Regions from separate parts of the Mus musculus genome. Here region 2 is linked to region 1. A link is a contact called in ENCODE Hi-C or POLR2A ChIA-PET data. All regions are on one chromosome and are shown on one strand. The core of a region is the stretch at or near the end of the contact, and the rest is flanking DNA. Distances in the headings are between cores, read along the strand shown. Region 1 holds the start of Vmp1 (vacuole membrane protein 1). Region 2 overlaps Cltc (clathrin, heavy polypeptide (Hc)).

Region 1 (4,052 bases), core at 1,065-3,564:
TCTAAACAAAAAGTGATTTCACAAATACCATCTCACTAGACACAATGACAGTCATATGAAATAAAGTGAGTCCTTTTATCAACACAATCTAGAGCAGCTCTGAATGCCGGGTAACTTGCCAATCATCACTCAGTAAGTGCTGGAGCTCAGACTTTAATCCAGGTCATCTGATTTAAAAATAAATTATCTTTCCGAGTACAGTGGCCTTTAATCTCAGTTCTCAAGAGGCAGAGGCAGGTGGATCTCTTGTGACTTTGAGGCTACTCAGAGCTATATAATAAGACCCTGACTCAAAAATAAAATGAGTTGTAATGACCTTAGAAGTCCTAAAAAGTAGTGATTTGAGCCAACATTAAGAAATTGTTGGAAGCCGGGCATGGTGGCGCATGCCTTTAATCCCAGCACTTGGGAGCAGAGACAGGCGGATTTCTAGTTTGAGGCCAGCCTGGTCTACAGAGTGAGTTCCTGGACACCAGGGGCTACACAGAGTAACCCTGTCTCAAAACAACAACAAACAAACAAACAAACAAACAAACAGAAAAAAGAAAGAAGAAAAAAATTGTTGGAAAAGTAAAAAAACAACTACAAAAAGCAAGCAAGCAAACAAACCAGGGATAACACACCAAACAGCAGATAAGAAAGGATTTAGCTGGGTTCAAGGCCAGCCTGGTCTACAGAGCAGGCTGTCTTCCAGAACAGCCAGGGCTACAGAGAAACCCTGCCTCAAAAAAACAAAACAAACAAACAAATAAACAAACCCAAAACAAAACAAAACTGACAAGTGTAAAACAGTTCAAGAACTCAAAACTAAAAACAATAGGAAACAAACAGATTTAAACTAGCTGTAGGTAAATTGGGAAACAGCACCAAACCATTTGCCAGCTTAGTTCAGATATGTGGCTATTTTCTTCTGGAATGCGTGCCTCAGGGATTTAATTGTATTGTTAAATGTATCCAAGGATAAACCCCTTAAAATGCATCTGTGTTTTAGATAACCTAGGCAAATAAGTTAAGCAGAAGAGATTCCCACTTCAGAATCACTTTGCATCTACTCCAACTGATCATGTGTCTGGTACGCCAGCATCTTTCTCCCAAAGGTCAACAAAAACATCACCTCCAATACAAAAATACAGCGTAGTAAATAAGCTTCTTCCCTAAAATCAGACCCAAGGACAACACAATTCTCAGACAATAACAGCTGGAATATAGCCGGACCCAGCACTCGGGAGGCAGAGGCAGGTGGACCTGGTCTACAGAGCAAGTTCCAGAACAGCCGGGGCTACACAGAGAAACCCCATCTCAAAAAATGAACTAAAACAGTTGGAATTAAATTCTTCATTAGGCCAAGAGAAACACTGGAAAAGGTTCTCTAAATGATCAATCTGTCTACGAAACCTCTCACAAGCGTCAAGAAAGAACTGAAAGGTAAGGAATGACATTGCCAATAGACACATACACAGCCGATCTATGCATTCCTGGATTCTTTGCTGGAGTAGAAAAGCAAAAGATGTTTACATAAAATCAACTGGAGGTCATAAGCAACCCATAGCTGCCTAACCCGCTAAGCCCATACACTGTTTGGAATCGTAAAGACCTTTAAGTCCCTATCTTGCTGCAAGTACTTCCACTGCGGGGAAATAAAAATGTTGGGGATCAAGGTTTTGGAAAAAGCGGAGAGCCCTCTTTTTTTTTTTTTTTTTTTTTTTTTTAAATGACAGTCCTAGGAAAAGCTGAGTGGGTCCACAGCAATAACTCTGAGAGGTAATGACCCCTTCCTTTGACTACTCTGCACTGTCGGTACACCCGAATACCTTCGTTTCTCGGAGATATACTTAGCATACTGCGCTAGTGGCCCGGGAGGAGAAAAACCCATTGAAAGGTCCTGAGAATCAGCAGCAGCGAAGACCCTCTTCATTTAACCCAAGGCTCTGGACAGCTCGGGAGTGAGGTTCTCTGAGAAAGCCAAAGCCGGCTTCCAGGTCTGGAACGAACTGTCGCGAGTGTCTGGGTTCAATGTCCCGGTAACCAAGCGCGGAGAGGTGTCCCACATAACCTGGCCACCGCCAGCTGACACAGCCAGTCAGCAGTGACCTGAGCCATCTCAAGTGGAAACCAGCGTGTTCTGCGTCTGCATCACCCAAGTGCGGGAGCTGCGGAAGCGGCCGAGCTGTGGGAAAGCTCGGCTTGGGCTCCGGACTCCCCGCTTTCGCTCACCTACCCGCTCAGACCCCGGCTTCTCCGGATCGCAGGATCCTGGAAGCGGCTCACAACACCGACTCTCACACCCGCCGCTGGGCTCCAGCCAACCGGAACTCGCTCGCGTCACTTCCGGTCCGGCTCCTTTAAGGAGCCCGCCTCCAAAAGAGAAACGTTCCCCCACCCCCACCCCCTCCTTTCGGCCACCGGGAGGTTCCTCGCGGGATTTCGGTTCGGCTTTCTCGGTTCGGGCTCTGTGGGTGTGACAAGAAGAAGGATGACTGCGCTTCGTAGTTTCTGATCCGGAACTAGTTTTTCAGGAAACCCGGAAGGAGTAGGTGGCGCGCGCGAAGCGTGTTCCTTGTTCTGGCTTGGAGACCTGCGAGGTGAGCGAGACGAGCTCCAGGTAAGTCTCGACTCCTTCTAGGACGGTGCAGAGGAGTGTAGTTCTTAATGGCTCTACTGAAAAGCATCTTATCATCTTACCCCACGGTCGGCCTCCCCCTAGCTACTTCATAAATTGTCTTCCGCCCCGTGGCTGCTGCCTGCCTTGCCTACTCTGCAAACCTTTGGAAGAAGCCAAGATAGAACCCAGAATTTTAGTCGCTGGCAACACCTCCTCTTAGAGGTGGCATTGATACGCTACCCTAGCGTGAAAAAAATGGAGAACAGGCCTCACACTATACATTTTAAATATCCGTCTTCGAATTGTTGAGCCCAGCTTGGAAAAGGAAAAGAATTCTAAAGATGGATTCAAAAGTATTTTTATTTATTGGTATTGCGGTGCATGCACGTTGTGCATGGTGAGCAAAGCGCTCTACTCTGAAGCTATTGTTAATCTCATGGATTCGAAGTGGAAGACCACTGACCCAAATCATGGCCAGATTAATTAAAGCAAACTTTTTATTATTATTATTCGTTTACACGGACTATTTCTCCCAAAAGGCAGTGTTCAAGAGATCAGCACTGGACATGGGGAAAATAAGGATTTTTATAGTTCAGGAGTATTGGTTTCCAAATGGGGGATTTGGCATATAAACAGTGTTAATAGCAGCGGAAAGTGAACATAAGTTGGTCATAACAACCCTCTGAAGTAAGACATGGTTGCAAGGTGGTCAGTAATAGCCTTTGGAAACAAAGGCATAGTTGCCGTTTCCAGGAAAAGGCAGATCAAGAATATTTAGCCATATGTTGCTCTGTGACACTAATCTCTACCACATTGGACAGCATAGGGACAGACAGAAGGGCCAACTATGTACGTGTGTGTAATATTATCCATATTTCCAGGCAAATAGGTAGTTTTGCTTAGGAGACTGCAAACTGTGAGAAAGGTCAGGTGAGCAGTGGGTGGAAGTTGAGTTAAATAACTCAGAGGAAGGTTTAAAGTTTTAAAAGTCAGCAGGGAGTGGTGCACAAAACTCAAGAATGAAACACAAAAAGAAAGAACTGTGGTAGCAATGACAGCCTGTCTGGTTCTTTAGCAGTTTGGATAGAATAGTATATTACCCATCCTGTAATAGACGCTATGTAGAGACGTTAACTTTCCCCAAATCTGATTTGCTTATTTTACAACCTAGAAATTGTGAGGACTCCTAATTCTACCTGGCAGGCAGCTATCAAACATTTGTTGTATTTAACTTCTCTTGGTCTTAGGTTCTCTGTTCCCCCATCTTTTGTTTTGGATTTTGAATGCTTTCTTCATTAAAATGGGCAGACAATGTTTACTTTGAAAAGATTATGAAAAGGGAGCTAGGTTTCAGGATACATAGCTAGAATCCCAGCTACTGGGAAGGCTGAGGCAAAAGGACCATGGCAAGAGCAGCCCAGGCAACCTTAGCAAGGTGCAGTGTAAACAG
Region 2 (4,052 bases), core at 458-2,957, 51 kb after region 1:
AACTCCAAAATTATCTTATTAAAGTCTAATGTGAATAAAACATGTCTCATCCTGTCATCTCTTTACCCATCTTACTACAACAATACAGATTCACTCTGAAGCACACTGAGACTCCAAAAACATTCTAATCACTCAATCTTTCCTTAATCTGTGAAAATTAAAAACTGATAAGAGGGGGGCTGGTGAGATGGCTCAGTGGGTTAGAGCACCTGACTGCTCTTCTGAAAGTCCAGAGTTCAAACCCCAGCAATCACATGGTGGCTCACAACCATCCGTAATGAGATCTGATGCCTTCTTCTGGAGTGTCTGAAGACAGCTACAGTGTACTTACATATAATAAATAAATCTTTTAAAAAAACACAAAAACTGGTAAGAGTACTCAAGTTTCACGTCAGGTTAAAGGTATAAGCCAACAATCACTAAAAACGAAAACCTTTCAAAATAAATCAAATTCAGTAACATTGGGTTTAAAGACCTAACTGAAGTGATATTGAACAAAACAGGGCTTTAGGCCACTTCTTCATCACAAACTAACGAGAATTACCTGTGCAGATATGCCAGTGAGAAGCAACCATTTCTGCTTTGCATCTGTACGGTAATTGATGATCTGGCATCCTGCGAGGCTAGAATGACGATCAAACATTTTCACTGGCTGAGACTCTCCTTCCATACTCCAGTGATAAACTGCATTATCCGTAACAAGAGCAACCGTATTCAAAGAGATCCATTTCCAGAAGGTGACATCATCAGTCATGGTATGGGCCTTCATTTTACTTTTCATTTCAATGTTAAATATCTGAAGAGTTTTGCCAGCTGAATAAAGAATTAAAGAATAATGAAAAAGAAGCAAAGTTTAAAATTAATACCTAGCTAACTATCCCTACGTTCCAAGTAATGTGGTTTTATCCTGGGACTAATAACTATATGAGTCACATTGCTAGAACTACAGCTGAGACCAAGCAAACCAATGTACACCTGCACCCTTAGGCAAAACTCTTTATTACCTCTAATGAACACAACGGCAATACTATAAACATGTGACTTCTACAGGATTCTACATCCAAAGTGAAAATAAGACTAAGGAAAAGCTTTCTTACTGATAAAAAACAGAGCTGTAACTTTCATTGCATACTTAGCTCACACATAAACTAAAGTAGCTGTATATACAAAAGACAAAGCCAATCTAATAGAAACACAAGGAGGAAATGTCCACTTTTTAAAATGCAGTCATCTCTCACCCAACTCGATTTTGTGGAAACTGCGTTTTGAAAAGAAGTTGTATGTCAACTTTGCTGGTCACCATAGTGCATGCTACATTTAACTGGTCTAAGATACAAAGGGAAAACAGAAGTGCTGGAGAAAGAAGAGGAAGACAGGGGGAGGGTGGTTTCCAATGCTGTTAATATACTGGAGTGAGAACAAAGTCCAAGCTTCATCCAGTTAAGACAGTAAGCGTTTAGTAAAAGTAGGGGAAATTCGCATTTAATGTTAAAAGTCCAGAGTCAGATGCAAGGGCTTATACTTGTCGTTTGAAATTTGTCACAGTCGGAAAGGTGATTTCACTGAAATCAACAGCAGTCAAAGCCCAGAGCCATGCCTAGGCTCTGAAGGATAATCCTCAGAAACTGAGGGTAACTCTGTTCCTGAGCCACGGAGAATCTGGCTCCTAAAGGACAAAAGCTGTCAGAGTGGGAGGGTGACAAGGGAGGTGGGAAACAGACAAAGCCTAAGAGCTTTGTACGGCAACCCATCGTACTAAACAACAAAGCCTTCTTCTATAAGACAGTGTATGACTCCCATCCCACACGGCTTATAAACCACAACCAGACTGGAGAAATTGTGAAAGTTATAGTCCTGTTTATAAAAAGAAGGCATGAAGTTTAAACTGGCTTCAGAGGGAAGCAGAATATTTAAAGAATTTGCTTTTCTTTACTGTATCCATCAACCTCTAAATAACTAGACTTTTATTCTGTTTTACATGAAGGGGGCTAGACTATGTGTAAGCGTCTGGGGAAGGAACAAGGGATAATAGCTATGAAGTAGACAGATAGACACAAAGTATAACACACTATTTTGCAAAGCTATAAATTTTTTAAATCATTCTTTTTATAGAACAGGACAATGACTAACACAATCTAATTTAAGGTAACTCACCATCTGCACACATAAGAAAGCATTAAGAAATGTGATAAGATAACAGTAACATTAAAAATAGAAAAGAACTTGGCAAAATTCAACTGATGGCCTTTAAAAAGAGAAGTGTGATGTATGCAAAGCACTCGAATTCAAATTATTTAAGGAGGTCGACAGACATTTTAATACTTTAAAACGTAATATACTTTTAGGTAAAAGCAAAATGTATACTATCCCAAAATATCTGGTCATAGGTAAAAGGTGAAATATCCTTTCTGAAGATGAGATCAATTCTGCCTGACATAAATTCTGATGTTATGTTGACTAGGTTATTCTTAGCTCCCAACCTGCCAGTAAGATACTCCAAAATGTTCCAAAACCTGTACCACGAAACTAGAAAGTTCAGGCTTCTAATCTTTGACTTTCAGGTTAGTTAGTGATGCTCACGAACAAAATCTATGCAGAGATTCCAAATCTAAGTCTGTGAACTGTGCAGCAGGGAAGGAAAGGCATTTGCTGACAAGCCAGCCCCACATGATGGGAGGTGAACGGACTTCCCTGAGTTTCCTTCACATGTATGTCCCCCCACATAGATAGACAAAATAACAAACAGAATGTTCTAAAAAGAATTCTAAAAATCTCCTCAAAGCAAAAAAAACTCTCAATACTTCTAGACCCAAACTATTCAATTAAGAATTATTCAAGATGTATTTTTAAAGATTAAATGGGCTGAGCATGGTGGTGTATGTCTCTGATCCCAGCACTAGGGAGGCAGAGGCAGGTGATCTTTGTGAATTTGAAGCTAACCTGCTCTAATAGCAAGATCAGGACAGCGGGGGCAACAAAACGAGTGACCCTGTGTCACCAAAACAAAACTATACACCAAAATCAGGCCCCCAGTTTGAATGACGTGAAGAAAAGACAGGTTGAAAAGCTCAGTGCCTCTAATTCATCCACACTTTATAAATTACCAGGAAACTGAATTCTCTTTCTTATTATCAAGAAAAACAAAGGCTGAGATATAGCCCAGTACCAACCCTCTGCCCACTTGCCTAGCATGTGTGCAGCATTGGATCCAATCCCTAATTAAAGCACAAAGGAAAAGGAGGCAGTTTTAAATGCTACTTCAAAGGTCTAGCAGTTTGCACCTAGACTTCTTAGTCTTAGTAACTTCTAGTTTTCTATTGTACCTTCATTCTAAAGTTCAAAGGAAAAGAAGATAGGTTCTCAGATAAAATGAGATTGTTTAACTCTATTTAGATTGATCCGCAGCATTGCTCCCTGTGGAAACTAGTTAGTTTGGCTGGGCCTGGCTGCCCACCCCTACGATCTCAGCTACTCAAATTCTCTTAGGTAAGAGAATTCTAGTTCAAAGCCAGCCTGGGCAACAAAGTAAGACTCAACTAAAATGATGATGATGGTGATGAATTTTAAAAACCGTGTGCAGTTATTCTCCCCAACTCTCTCTAACAAGTTTAAATTCAAGCCACTTTTAGCACTTGATGATCTAAGTGAAAAGAAGCCTAAACTATAAAAAAGGCATAGAATGGAGAAGCTGATTGTTACAGTAACCACTGAAATGTTTAGGTCCTAATATTGTTATGACTTATTACAGAATACTACTTTCATTCCCCTATACAGAAATGCTTTTAGCCTTTTATCATGTCAGATATAAAATGTATATATCGTAAAACTTACAATTATTTCAAGTATATCTATTCTACAACATTTCAGAGAAACATTCAAGGTTAAAATTACAAACACTAACTCAAGTTCAGAATTAATTTCAACTTTGCAGATCTAATTAAATTTATTCAACATATAACAGAAAAAGTACAAGTCAGTAATTTTATTTGCATACAACACACATAAGAATTTCAAGAAAAACATTCACAATCCTTTATACCTTTCAGTGCAAT

Evidence for each region. A loop is a pair of places that touch in the nucleus more often than their neighbours do. ChIA-PET counts read pairs that join two places held with the same protein, here RNA polymerase II (POLR2A).
Region 2: POLR2A ChIA-PET joins it to region 1 with 16 read pairs in Patski. The contact joins the enhancer-like site here to the promoter of Vmp1 in region 1. A Hi-C loop is called at or near these places in 2 of 37 maps with a recorded cell type or tissue (heart and left cerebral cortex). POLR2A ChIA-PET finds 5 or more read pairs at or near these places in 2 of 5 experiments (Patski and embryonic stem cell).

What each region holds. Positions count from the first base shown.
Region 1 is chr11:86,681,522-86,685,573 of GRCm38, forward strand. It overlaps Vmp1 (vacuole membrane protein 1), which reads right to left and starts at 2,315. Exons shown (of 12, transcript NM_029478.6): 1 at 2,219-2,315. It overlaps Ptrh2 (peptidyl-tRNA hydrolase 2), which reads left to right and starts at 2,553. Exons shown (of 2, transcript NM_001098810.3): 1 at 2,553-2,602.
Region 2 is chr11:86,733,032-86,737,083 of GRCm38, forward strand. Cltc (clathrin, heavy polypeptide (Hc)) reads right to left here. Exons shown (of 32, transcript NM_001003908.2): 2 at 4,040-4,052; 3 at 545-813. Among named protein-coding and RNA genes, the nearest start is that of Cltc, 23 kb to the right of the region's middle. Within about 2 kb of position 1,708, at least 1 of the 3 ENCODE cell types and tissues checked has a DNase peak (open chromatin) inside an H3K27ac peak, as active enhancers do; it is left cerebral cortex, where a contact is called at or near this core.